Regions from separate parts of the Homo sapiens genome. Here region 2 is linked to region 1. The links are chromatin loops, found by intact Hi-C in ENCODE. Cell type or tissue: PC-3. All regions are shown on one strand. Each heading gives the region's core, and the rest is flanking DNA. Links, peaks and the distances in the headings are about the cores only.

Region 1 (5,386 bases), core at 110-5,109:
GGTGCATGTATGTCTTCTCTTGAAAAGTGTCCGTTCTTGTCCTTTGCCCACTTTTTAATGGAGTTGTTTTTTTCTTGTAAATTTGTTTAAGTTCCATATAGATGCTGGCTATTAGATCTTATTTATTTTTATGCTTAAATTGTCTCCTATTTGGCCAGTGGAAGCCCATCCAACTGGGCCACAATGTCTTCATCAGTCTTTGAGCACAACCTCGTTTTTTGGTTAGATGGTAAGATGTTCCCGGTTCACCTTGTATTTTCCATGCCCCAGCTCTGGAATCAGCCATTTCTCCAAGATATTTTATTCTTTGTTTGTTTGTTTTTGTTTGAGACAGGGTCTCATTCCATCACCCAGGCTGGGGTGCAGCAACGTGATCAGGGTTCACTGCAGCCTCGACCTCCTGGGCTCAATCTTCCCACCTCAGCCTCCCAAGTAGCTGGGACTACAGGTGTGCACCACCATGCTCAGATAATTTTTTATTTATTTTTTGTAGAGACAGGGACTCACTATATTGCCCAGGATGGTCTCAAACTCCTGGGCTCAAGTGATCCTCCCCACTTTGGCCTCCCAAAGTGAAGATCATTCTTTTTTTTTTTGTAAAAATTGGTATTTAGAAGCCAAGACCTGGACATGAGGTGTGTTTATTGCTATTCTCAGGCTGGCTCAGTTCAGAGTTAAGGAATATCTGTTGGTCTGTATCTGTCTACCTAAGGAATATCTGTTGGTCTATATCTGTCTACTTATCTTTCTATACACACACACGCACATATTTGCATATGTATTTATTAATCTATTATCTCTATCTTGAAAACCGTGAGTTTACAACAATATGCCGAATTCCAATTCAACACCACGGGGGTCATCCTTGTTTTTTCCTCTGCTGTATTTGTAACTTCCTTCTCCAACAGTGAAAACCTTGTCTTTCATTTTCCTTAAGATAATTACTAGTTTGATCAATCTTCTATGGAAACAATCTCCAATTTCTGCTACCACACCCACTCCGGCCCAGATGCCCATGTTTTCCTGCTTGGCTCTCACTCTCCTTTCCAGGCAGTTCTCCGTCGTGGATGGCCTCCTTGCAACGCTTGGGCTCTGAAAGCCCACACCATGCACAGGGGTGCTGTCCTCTCCCTCCCTGGGCCCTGGCTAACTAGCCACTGCAGGCTGTCCCCTGGACAGGCACCTTCCCCATCGTGCCCAGGCTCTAATCCCCCAGGTGCTGGGCTGTTCTCAGGTGTGGATATCTCCCTCATCCTACTCAGGCTCTGACAGTCCGGGCCAGGCTGCCGTGCTGTGTGGACGCTGTCCTTACTCTGATGGGGGTCTGAGACCCTGTGCCAGGTCACCCACCCTGTAGCCCACCCTCTTCACCCTGCTTGGACTCCAATACCCCACATTGGGTCACCATGAGTCCTCTCGACACCACTGTGGATGCCATCCTTCCTATACACTACCTAATGGCTTTAGGCCTGAATTATTAAGGAAGGGGCTGGGTATGGTGGCTCACGCCTATAATCGCAGCACTTTGGGAGGCTGAGGCAGGCAGATCACCTGAGGTCAGGAGTTGGAGACCAGCCTGGCCAACATGGTGAAACCGCGTCTCTACTAAAAATACAAAAATTAGCCAGACTTGGTGGTGGGCACCTGTAATCCCAGCTACTCGGGAGGCTGAGACAGGAGAATCTCTTGAACCCGGCAGGTGGAGGTTGCAGTGAGCAGAGATCATGTCACTGACTCCAGCCTGGGTGACAGAGAAAGACTCAGTTAAAAAAAAAATTATTATTATTAAGGAAGGGAAATGATTTTTAAAAATAAACTTTAAATTATTTAAGTACTATCTATGTTTTGAGTAGATTTTTTTTCATGTCTTTGAGCTACCTTAGCTCTGAGAACATAGTGGCGATCTCACACACACACACACACACACACACACACACACACGTGTTAGAATGAATTGAATCACTGTCCCTTTTTGGACCATATCATAATTCGGCCGTGTCTGGTACTGCTGATAAACATATACGCCAGTTTGTTTGTTTTTTGAGATGGAGTTTTGCTCTTGTTGCCCAGGCTGGAGTGCAATGGTGTGATTTCGGCTTACTGCAACCTCTGCCCCCCAGGTTCAAGTGATTCTCCTGCCTCAGCCTCCCAAGTAGCTGGGATTACAGGAGCGCACCAACACGTCCGGCTAATTTTTGTATTTTTAGTAGAGACAGGGTTTCACCACCTTGGCCAGGCTGGTCTCGAACTCCTGACTTCAGGTGATCCACCCGCCATGGCCTCCCAAAGTGCTAGGATTACAGGCATGAGCCACCGCGCCCGGCCCACACCAGTTTTTAATTAGTGCTTCTCATCTACAAATCCAGTCTTCATTACCTGCTCAGTCAACGTGGACATGAGCCTTTTTCTCCTTCGCCAGTCTGCACAGTGCTAATTTTGTCGGTAGAGGGTGCTGGAGACATTGCAGAAGGAAGGGGAGAGGCACTCTGCTGCGGGTTCTGAGCGTCCCCGCCCACTACTGATTAGCTGGGCCATTTCTCAGGGTTGTGTTTGCAGCGAGAAATCTCCAGGACAAAGAGCAGGATAGCCTACCACTTACTATAAAAGCAGTGGATTTCCCAAGCTCCGTGGATTTCCACCTGGGATCCTCTGTCTTGTTCCTGTGGGAATTGAAGGGCACAGGGAAGTGACCCCAACACGATATTCCTACTGCTTTCTGTGCCTTCAGTAATAAAATCCTTTTCCTTCAACCCATGGATGTCTTCTGCCAGCATCCATGAAACCATAACAGGTCAGCTTATTAGCTCCAGTAGGGCAAAAGCAAATCTCAGATCCTGATAACCAGCCAATCCTTTCTGAGTCCAATCCTCTGTTATGGGACATGATTATTTATTTAAAATCTTCCCTGTTCAGATTACCCTGTGATTTCTGTCTCCCAACTGGACTCTGTCTGATACATCACAGCAGCAGACGCATCCTCCTTAGGTGGCTATTCATAGTCCTTAGAATTGTAAAGCATTTGGCTCCCTTCAATGACATGAAACTTCTAATAATGGGTTTATGACTTCCTGCTAATGGCTCATGCTCTCATTTCCATTCATGACTGCTCCACTCAGCATCCCTGCTCTCTGCTTTATTGACAGCAACAGCCCTCTGCACCCAAGTCATTAACTATGCCATCCTTTCTAAAATGCCCTTCTTTTGTCCTTTCACAGAACATATTTAAAAAGAAAATAGAAAGGCACTTATGAAACCTCTCTGTGTGTGTATCCATTCAGGCACACCATAGGCAGAATTATATAGCCTGTTTCTACTCACTAAAAGTAAAAACTTAAAATGTAGCACAGATGTGGTGAGGATGTATCTTGGCATCAAGTATGTATCATCCTGTGTAATGTAGACAGCTTAAACTCACCTCCATGTAGCAATCTTGCAAAGATTTTTTAAAAGGCTCTAAGGTCATACAGATCTGGTTGGTTTTGAAATTTGGCTCTGACATTTACTAGCTAGTTTGCGTATCATTAACTGGGAATAGTCATATCTACTTCATACAGCTGTTGTAAAAATTAAATGAGTTAACATACATATGAAATGCTTACTTAGTACAGTGTCTGTCACATATCAAGTTGACTCAACCTCCCTATGTTAAAATAATCAAATGAACAAGTCTAAAGCAATTTAATAAAATATGAATTTTTAACTCAATTTCACTTAGGTGCCTCCACAGCTAAGATAGTCCCTAATTGTTTTCAGACCCAGAGAAAACTTTCTCAGAGGCTCTTAGAGACTTTCTCAGGGTGGCCCTGACATGTGGAGCTCAGGCCCTCATTCCTCGGTCTTTCACCCCATGCTCTCTTCTTTCAATTACTTTCTTATCATTGGAAGCTTTACCTTGGCTTACCATTTTCTTTGCTAGTATTTGCTACCATTTTCTTTGTAGTTTTTTCCCTCATTCTCATCCTCTCGGAGGCCTCATATTCTAGGTGACGGAAGAATGATCCCCCATGCACAGGTTGGAAATGTTTTCTGTAAATGTCAAGAAAAAGATATAGTCGCTGTCACAGCTATTCAACTTTGTTGTCATAACACAAAAGCTGCTACAGACATCAACAAATGAGCATGTCTGTGTTCCAATAAAACTTTATTTATAAAAACAAATAGCAGACAGAGTTGACCTGTGGGCTGTAGTTTGCTGACTATAGAGCTATAGTTTCTAGGTCTTTTGACCTAGAATGCTGAGGTATAATATTATATTGGGCATTTTTCTCTATCTTTGTCCTTCAGAAAGGTGCTCATTTAAATATGTATTTGTTTGGGAACTTTGCCTTACTACAGATAAAAAATTTTTTTTTAATTAAAAACTTTTTTTTTTTTTTTTAGGAAATGGGGTCTTGCTATGTTGTCCAGGCTGGTTTTGAACTCCTGGCCTCAAGCAATCCTCCTGCCTCAGCCTCCCAAAGCACTTGGGTTACAGGTGTGAGTCATACAGATGAAACCCTTAATTTTAAGTATATTCCTTATGCCAATAATACTTATCACATTTTTATCATGAACTTTAATTGAATAGTTCTACCTGGCTCCCTGGGAGTCTATACTCACAGGTTATTATATGAATGTACATAATTCAGTGCAAAAAAATCTTTAGCTCAAATCTTAAAGCACAATGTAATTAGTTGAAAAAATGACAATGTGCTAAATACCATTAACTATGCAGTATCAGCAAACAACCAAGAATCATAAATTAGCATAATTTTTAACACTTTGATTTAATCTAAAACATCTGCTGGATAAGCCAAAGAAAAATTGACCTGAATAATTTTTATTACTAACAAGAGAGAATAATTTTAAAATTATGACTATTAAAATATATAATATTAAGTTATTATTTTATTATGGTCAGACGACTTGTCACCAGTGTGCAGATGTGGATGGACTGTGGTTTTGATTCCTGCGACTAGACTATCATTTAACATTTTTAGGTATTACAATACTTTCTGAAATGCTCATTATTTAACAGATTATAGTAATGGCAGTCAATATAGTGAGCAATATGAAAGACTAGATAGAATTAGAGAAGAAAGTCTTTCACCATATTTTGAGTAATTATAGAATTGCTTAGTGTAATGAAATGAACACGTTTTAGCATTGTTGAAGGGAATATGAATGAGAAATGTACTAAAATTGTGTAGCTAGGGCGTTTCCCTTGTGCTATTTTCTGTGGGCATTTATTTTTCTGCTTAAATACCTTTCAGAAAGATAGTCTTCCTTGACTGGTAGAAAATGACAATGAAAATATCAAGGCCTAGAGTTTTCTTTTCCTTTCTTTTTTTTTTTTCTTTGAGATGAGGTCTCACTCTGTCGCCCAGGCTGGAGTGCAGTGCGGTGA
Region 2 (5,386 bases), core at 323-5,322, 190 kb after region 1:
ATCAACTTTGTGTTAGAAACTTACAGGCACATCGATGACAAATAAATTCAAATCATTTAGACACTCTCATGGACACTTCTGGCTCTTCTAGTGAAAAACAATCTGTGTGTTTTTACACTTTCTGTCTCTGGCAGGGCCCTATCCTCTTACCTCCCTGATCAGAAGCAATTTCTTTTGCTTCCTGTTTTGATTTCTAAAAATTTAGTTACATAAGTATTCCATTAATATATTTCATTATACAAACATAATTATTGCAAATAACATTGCAGTCCCTTTTGATTATTGTGAAATTCTGATGTTTTCCCCCACCTATGGCACCCCCTTTCACTTCTGGTTATAAGCAATGTTAACAGTTTCATGTGTATCCTTCCGGATCTTCTAGGGGTGTGTGTGTGTGTGTGTGTGTGTGTGTACAAAGATGTTATTGTAGACAAATATCATACTACAGCTTCTTTTTTTTTTCACTCAATTACACATCTTGGAGCTGTCACTACAGGGATCTATTCCATTCTTTTCATTTGTTTTTACTGTTGCATAATATTCCAGAGTATTTGTGCACCACCATTAACTTCTTCAGGGCTTCTGAATTTTCACTGCAGTCTACCTTACCCTGAAGAATCTTGAAAGACCCCTCAAACAGCAAATTCTTCAAAGTAAAAAAAGAGTACATCGTATTAATTTTACTGGGAAAAAGCTTACTCATTTCTAAGCTCCCCAATCATAATCATTAATGCTATACCACCAAATACCATTAAAATGAGCACCATTACTTCACAGTTAACATTTCCTAATGTAACTCAACCAGATATTTTCCCACAAATTACCCTATAGTACAGCTATTTCCGTTCTCTCATTCAGCGTTTACAGATTATACACAGAAGACTTTGACCTATTTGTTAATTCAACAAATCATTATTGAGCACCGACTATTTGCCAAGCACTGCTGTGGGTGTTAGGAATATGGTAACAAACAGAACACAGAAAAATCCCTCCTTTCCTGGAATCTACATCCTCGTGCAAGGCAGATAACAGAAAAATCGGTAGGATATAAAGGATGTTAGACAGTGGTATGTCCTGAAGAGAAAAAAATACGAAGGTGGGAAAGGTGGTTTATTTAGAAGGTGGTTTTTGAATAAACACCTTCAAGAAGCGAGGGAGGAAGCCGCGCGGATGTCTGGGGGAGAAGCCTTCCTGATCAAGATACCCTGTGGGAACAAATGATTTTTTCTGACAGAGAAATGGCCGGGGTCTTTCTGTCCTGCAGTTCATCATTTGGGTTCTTGTCCTTTATCACTTCCTACCAGTGGAATTTTTTTCCCAAGGAGAGTTGACTAGAGCTCTCCTGCAGAAATGTCGAAAGGCGATCATATTTTTCAATGAGAAATGAATCACTCAACATACAAGGTTTATAACATGAGGGAGACCAGGGCACATAGGGCACTCATTTTCTCCTGGGATCAGGGGTGCTGGCAGGAGAAATGTGGTTGGCTCTCTGACAGAAAGATTTGTGGAGCAATTTGTCTCTGCTTGAGGCCACAGGACAGAGAGCAGGGAGGGGGAGGCCAAATATTAGCTGAAAGAAGGGAACTCAGACCCAGGAAAAAATGAGCAAATTTTCTTCTTTATGACTGGGTATCTGCTTCTCCATGGCTATGTTTAGCATTCTACATACTGCTTGGATATAAATCCCAGCTTTTCTAATTCTTAGTCGGATAATCATAGGCAGATCACTCAATCTCTCTGAGCTTCATTTTCCATCTGTAAAATGGAAATGATAATAATAGTAGCTATCTCCTAAGGTTGATATGGAGGATTAAATGAGATTGTAGAGGTAGAGACTGTGTACTTTGTGTCTCAAACATAGCGACTGATCAGTAAGTATGCCATCATCATCACATCACTATCACCACCACCATGATCATTAGTTCCTGAGCTTAACAGGAAACAAGTTCAGGGGTAGAAAGGCATTATTCAGTACTTCTTTAAACATCAATCAGTGTCTCACAGAGCTTGGTACTGAAGATTCAGCTTAAAGGCTGTCTAGATAAGTAAACAAACCCCACGCTTTGGGAAGGTAGGAGAGGGTTAAGGATTTTCAGGAAGGTGGTTATGTACAAATGGGCTTCCTTGGCACCAGAGAAGGGGAAGGGAGAAGGAAATGGAGACGTTTTTGTGATATCAAAGTCACCTGTGAGACAGGATGCTGAGTCGATGATGACCAGGAAACTGCTTGATGTAAACGTCTGTGAAATGATGAAGAGGCCTGTGGTGAGAACCACCCAGAGGCCAAATAACCTCATGTGGCTGCATTCTGTGTCTCTTTAGTCTCAGTTTGTTCTCAGTTGCATGGAAACAACCAAAGTTGACAACCAAATCTTTCAGCTACAAATCTACCTCACAGCTCAAATCTACCTTAGAGCTAATCTGAGCGTGCAGGTGTCTCTAAAAATAACCATGTTACATTCGTTTTGTTGGGAGGCTCTGTCTAATAGTTAAAAATGCTCGCTAGCTAGTCAGGCTGAACTGACCTGAGTTTGAATCCTGGCTCTTTTTTTTTTTTTTTTTTTACTAGTTGTGTAATTCTGGACAAGGTAGATAATGTCTCTGGGTCTCAATGTTCTCATTTGTGCAGGGACATGATAATATCTACCTAATAGGGTGATTACGGAGATGAAGCGGGATAATGCAAATAAAATACTCAGCACAGTGCCCAGCACACAATAAATGCATGTTGGTGATTATGACCGAATCTTTTGTATGAATTGTTTTCTGGTTAATGGGGAAATAAGACAAAAAAATGTAGAGGAAGAGAAGGGAAATAAGAGATATGGAAAAGAGGGGCAGGATGTTAAAAGCTGATCCTGGAGACAGGTACTTGGTGATTGCCAAAAAAAAAATAAAATCCTGAGAGAGAAAAAGGATAAAGATGGCAGAGACTCAGAGGCAGAAGCTCAGCCTTGTTTTTTGCCAAGCTTTCATCCATCTGGCCTTGGCTTCTGTGCTTGCTTTTCCTTCCAAGTGGCAGCTTCCAAGCCTGACGGTGAAACCCAGGGCCGGGAAATAGAACATCTCTGGATCACCCTAAACTTCTGCACTCAGTGAAGGCATTTAAGAAATAAACATATTCTTCTTTTGCAATATAGAATTCCTTTGAGACTAATACAAGAGACAAGCCTGTCAAGTGAGTCAGCAGTGACCACAGGCTGATATAATCCAATTGCTTTTTGGCTGACAGCTCAGGCAGAGAAAAATTCACTCTGATGCAAAGGTAAATGTAGTTTAAATCTCAACACAAAATTCTGATCCTCCCTAATCAGCTTCTATTCCCAGTCTATGATGACCCCAGACACCAGAAATAGCAGAAATACCATTAATACATTTCCTACTGTTTGGGGTATAATAATTTAATCATTGGTAAAGGTAAAATGTTCAAAGGGTAGAATAATTCAGATTATTTTCAGGGTCTAAGAAAAAAAAATAGGCCAGGTGTGGTGGCTCACGCCTGTAATCCCAGCATTTTGGGAGGCTGAAGTGGGGAGATCACATGAGCTCAGGAGATCGAGAGCAGCCCGGCCAACATGGTGAAACCCCGTCTCTACTAAACAAATACAAAATTAGCCGGGTGTGGTGGTGTGCACCTGTAATCCCAGCTACTCGGGAGGCTGAGGCAGAATTGCTTGAACCTGGGAGGCAGAGGTTGCAGCAAGCCGAGATTGCACTACTGCACTCCAGCCTGGGGGACAGAGTGACAGTGTGTCTCAAAAGAAAAAAAAATGAAAAAAAGAAGAAAGAAAGAAGAAAGAAAGAGAAGAAAGAAAAAGAAAGAAAGAAAGAAAGAAAGAAAGAAAAAAAATAGAATATCTTTCCTCAGAATTGGATAATAGTAGATATTCTAGTGCACCATCCAGCACAGATGGACATACAGAAAATGAACATAAACTTGCATAAGTGATGAGATAATCTAGAAAAATACAACACATGGTTAACTATATCCTTTTTTTCTTTTATGGGAAGAATGGCTGGTCTGAATAGACTCCTATGGTGTTATGAATTCTAATCAACTACAAAACCAGAGCGAAACTGAAGTTCTAAAATGGATTTTCAGTATGATCTCTTCTGATGAGCCTTTGCAAACACAGTAATTTAAGACACCAAGTTGAAGCCTGGATCTGCATATCAAAATGTAGGGCACGCTTACTTAGGAGGAAGATCAAAGGGCAGTTTTTACATTATAGAAAAAACTAGCTTAACCCTGAAAAATAATTGCTTTTATAAAAAATTAAATCATTTGAAGTCATGTATTATGATCAACCCCATCTGTTCAACACACACACACACACACACACACACGTTTTTAGGAAAGATGAGAAATTAAATGTTCATTTCAAATTGTTGCTAAATTGCTTTCCTGAGATGTTATATCCTGGACCTCCGGGATGGCTATGATTGGAATCTGTCTGCCTTTATTTCTAACATGAAAACACCATGGCCCGCCTGTGCAGAAGGTGACTTCCCAGGTATCTGAGCACCTTGGGGAAGCTAATTTCTACAAACCGCAAAGGAACTCTCTTATTTCCCTATTCAGGCCCCTACCTTGTATTCAGCACTTTACTTCAGCCTGCCGAAGGCTGAACTTCCTTCAACCCCTTTGAGCCCTCATCTGAGGTCCATAGTTCCTTAGCTGGTATTGCTGAGGCTGTAGCACATCCTCACTCACCCCTGCCAGGGCCTCAGCTCATCACACTGCTCATTTAGCTATGAGCTTGATGTGCAGCCCAGGGTGACACTCAGAGAAAACAGAGCCTTCTCTTCTTGGTTGGGTATAATATTTAAGCTAAGGCCTATGCTTTAAGATTTGGGACTCAATTTTGCCCTTTCGATCTGTCTATATCAATACCTGAAAGCAGTTTTTCTTGAACTCATTTTACTTTGATTTTGAGATCCGCTTTTGATGCTTCTTATTTAATAAGGCACAGGCACAGGCCTACATTCATTATTTAGACTAGAACTGATTTTGCACTTGATGTTAAGAGAAAAAACTGGCACGCTTGTTCAGGGTAATTGCATAGAATGAAATGAATGCAATTTATGTAAAGCATTATTGAAGGAATAAAAAACTTCCAAGGTAAGCCTGTTAAATCATTCATTTAGTAACTGACTGACATTTGCACAGATCTGGATCCTGCGCTTTGCCAGATTTTAAAGCAAAGCAAAGAAACAATTACCTAAAAGTGGTGGTGAAAAACAGTATTGTAAGAAATCCTGGAAGGTGGATCTATTTTAAGTGATTATTCTCTCTTAAATAATGTAATTCACAGACTATGGAACTAGGCCCAGGGAATCATCTCTCAGCCTGTCTTCACCTGGCAACCTTAGGCATTCCAGC

What was found. A loop is a pair of places that touch in the nucleus more often than their neighbours do. Peaks named below come from ENCODE experiments on the same cell type or tissue, not always from the same donor. Only the 100,000 strongest peaks of a DNase experiment are listed, where the experiment ranks them.
Region 2: it touches region 1 in a loop (11-fold over the local background); 7 of 110 quality-filtered maps call a loop at or near these places.

Annotation. Positions count from the first base shown.
Region 1 is chr4:39,132,561-39,137,946 of GRCh38, reverse strand. It overlaps a transcript of KLHL5 not described here. Among named protein-coding and RNA genes, the nearest start is that of WDR19, 47 kb to the left of the region's middle. RefSeq lists a silencer at 2,336-2,385. In PC-3, for the core only: a CTCF peak has its summit at 2,437 (motif pointing right); a DNase peak (open chromatin) is centred at 2,456; H3K4me3 peaks cover 588 bases; H3K27ac peaks cover 366 bases.
Region 2 is chr4:38,946,455-38,951,840 of GRCh38, reverse strand. No RefSeq gene overlaps it. Among named protein-coding and RNA genes, the nearest start is that of MIR574, 81 kb to the right of the region's middle. In PC-3, for the core only: no CTCF peak of the experiment used is centred there; DNase peaks (open chromatin) are centred at 2,230 and 3,180; H3K27ac peaks cover 1,836 bases.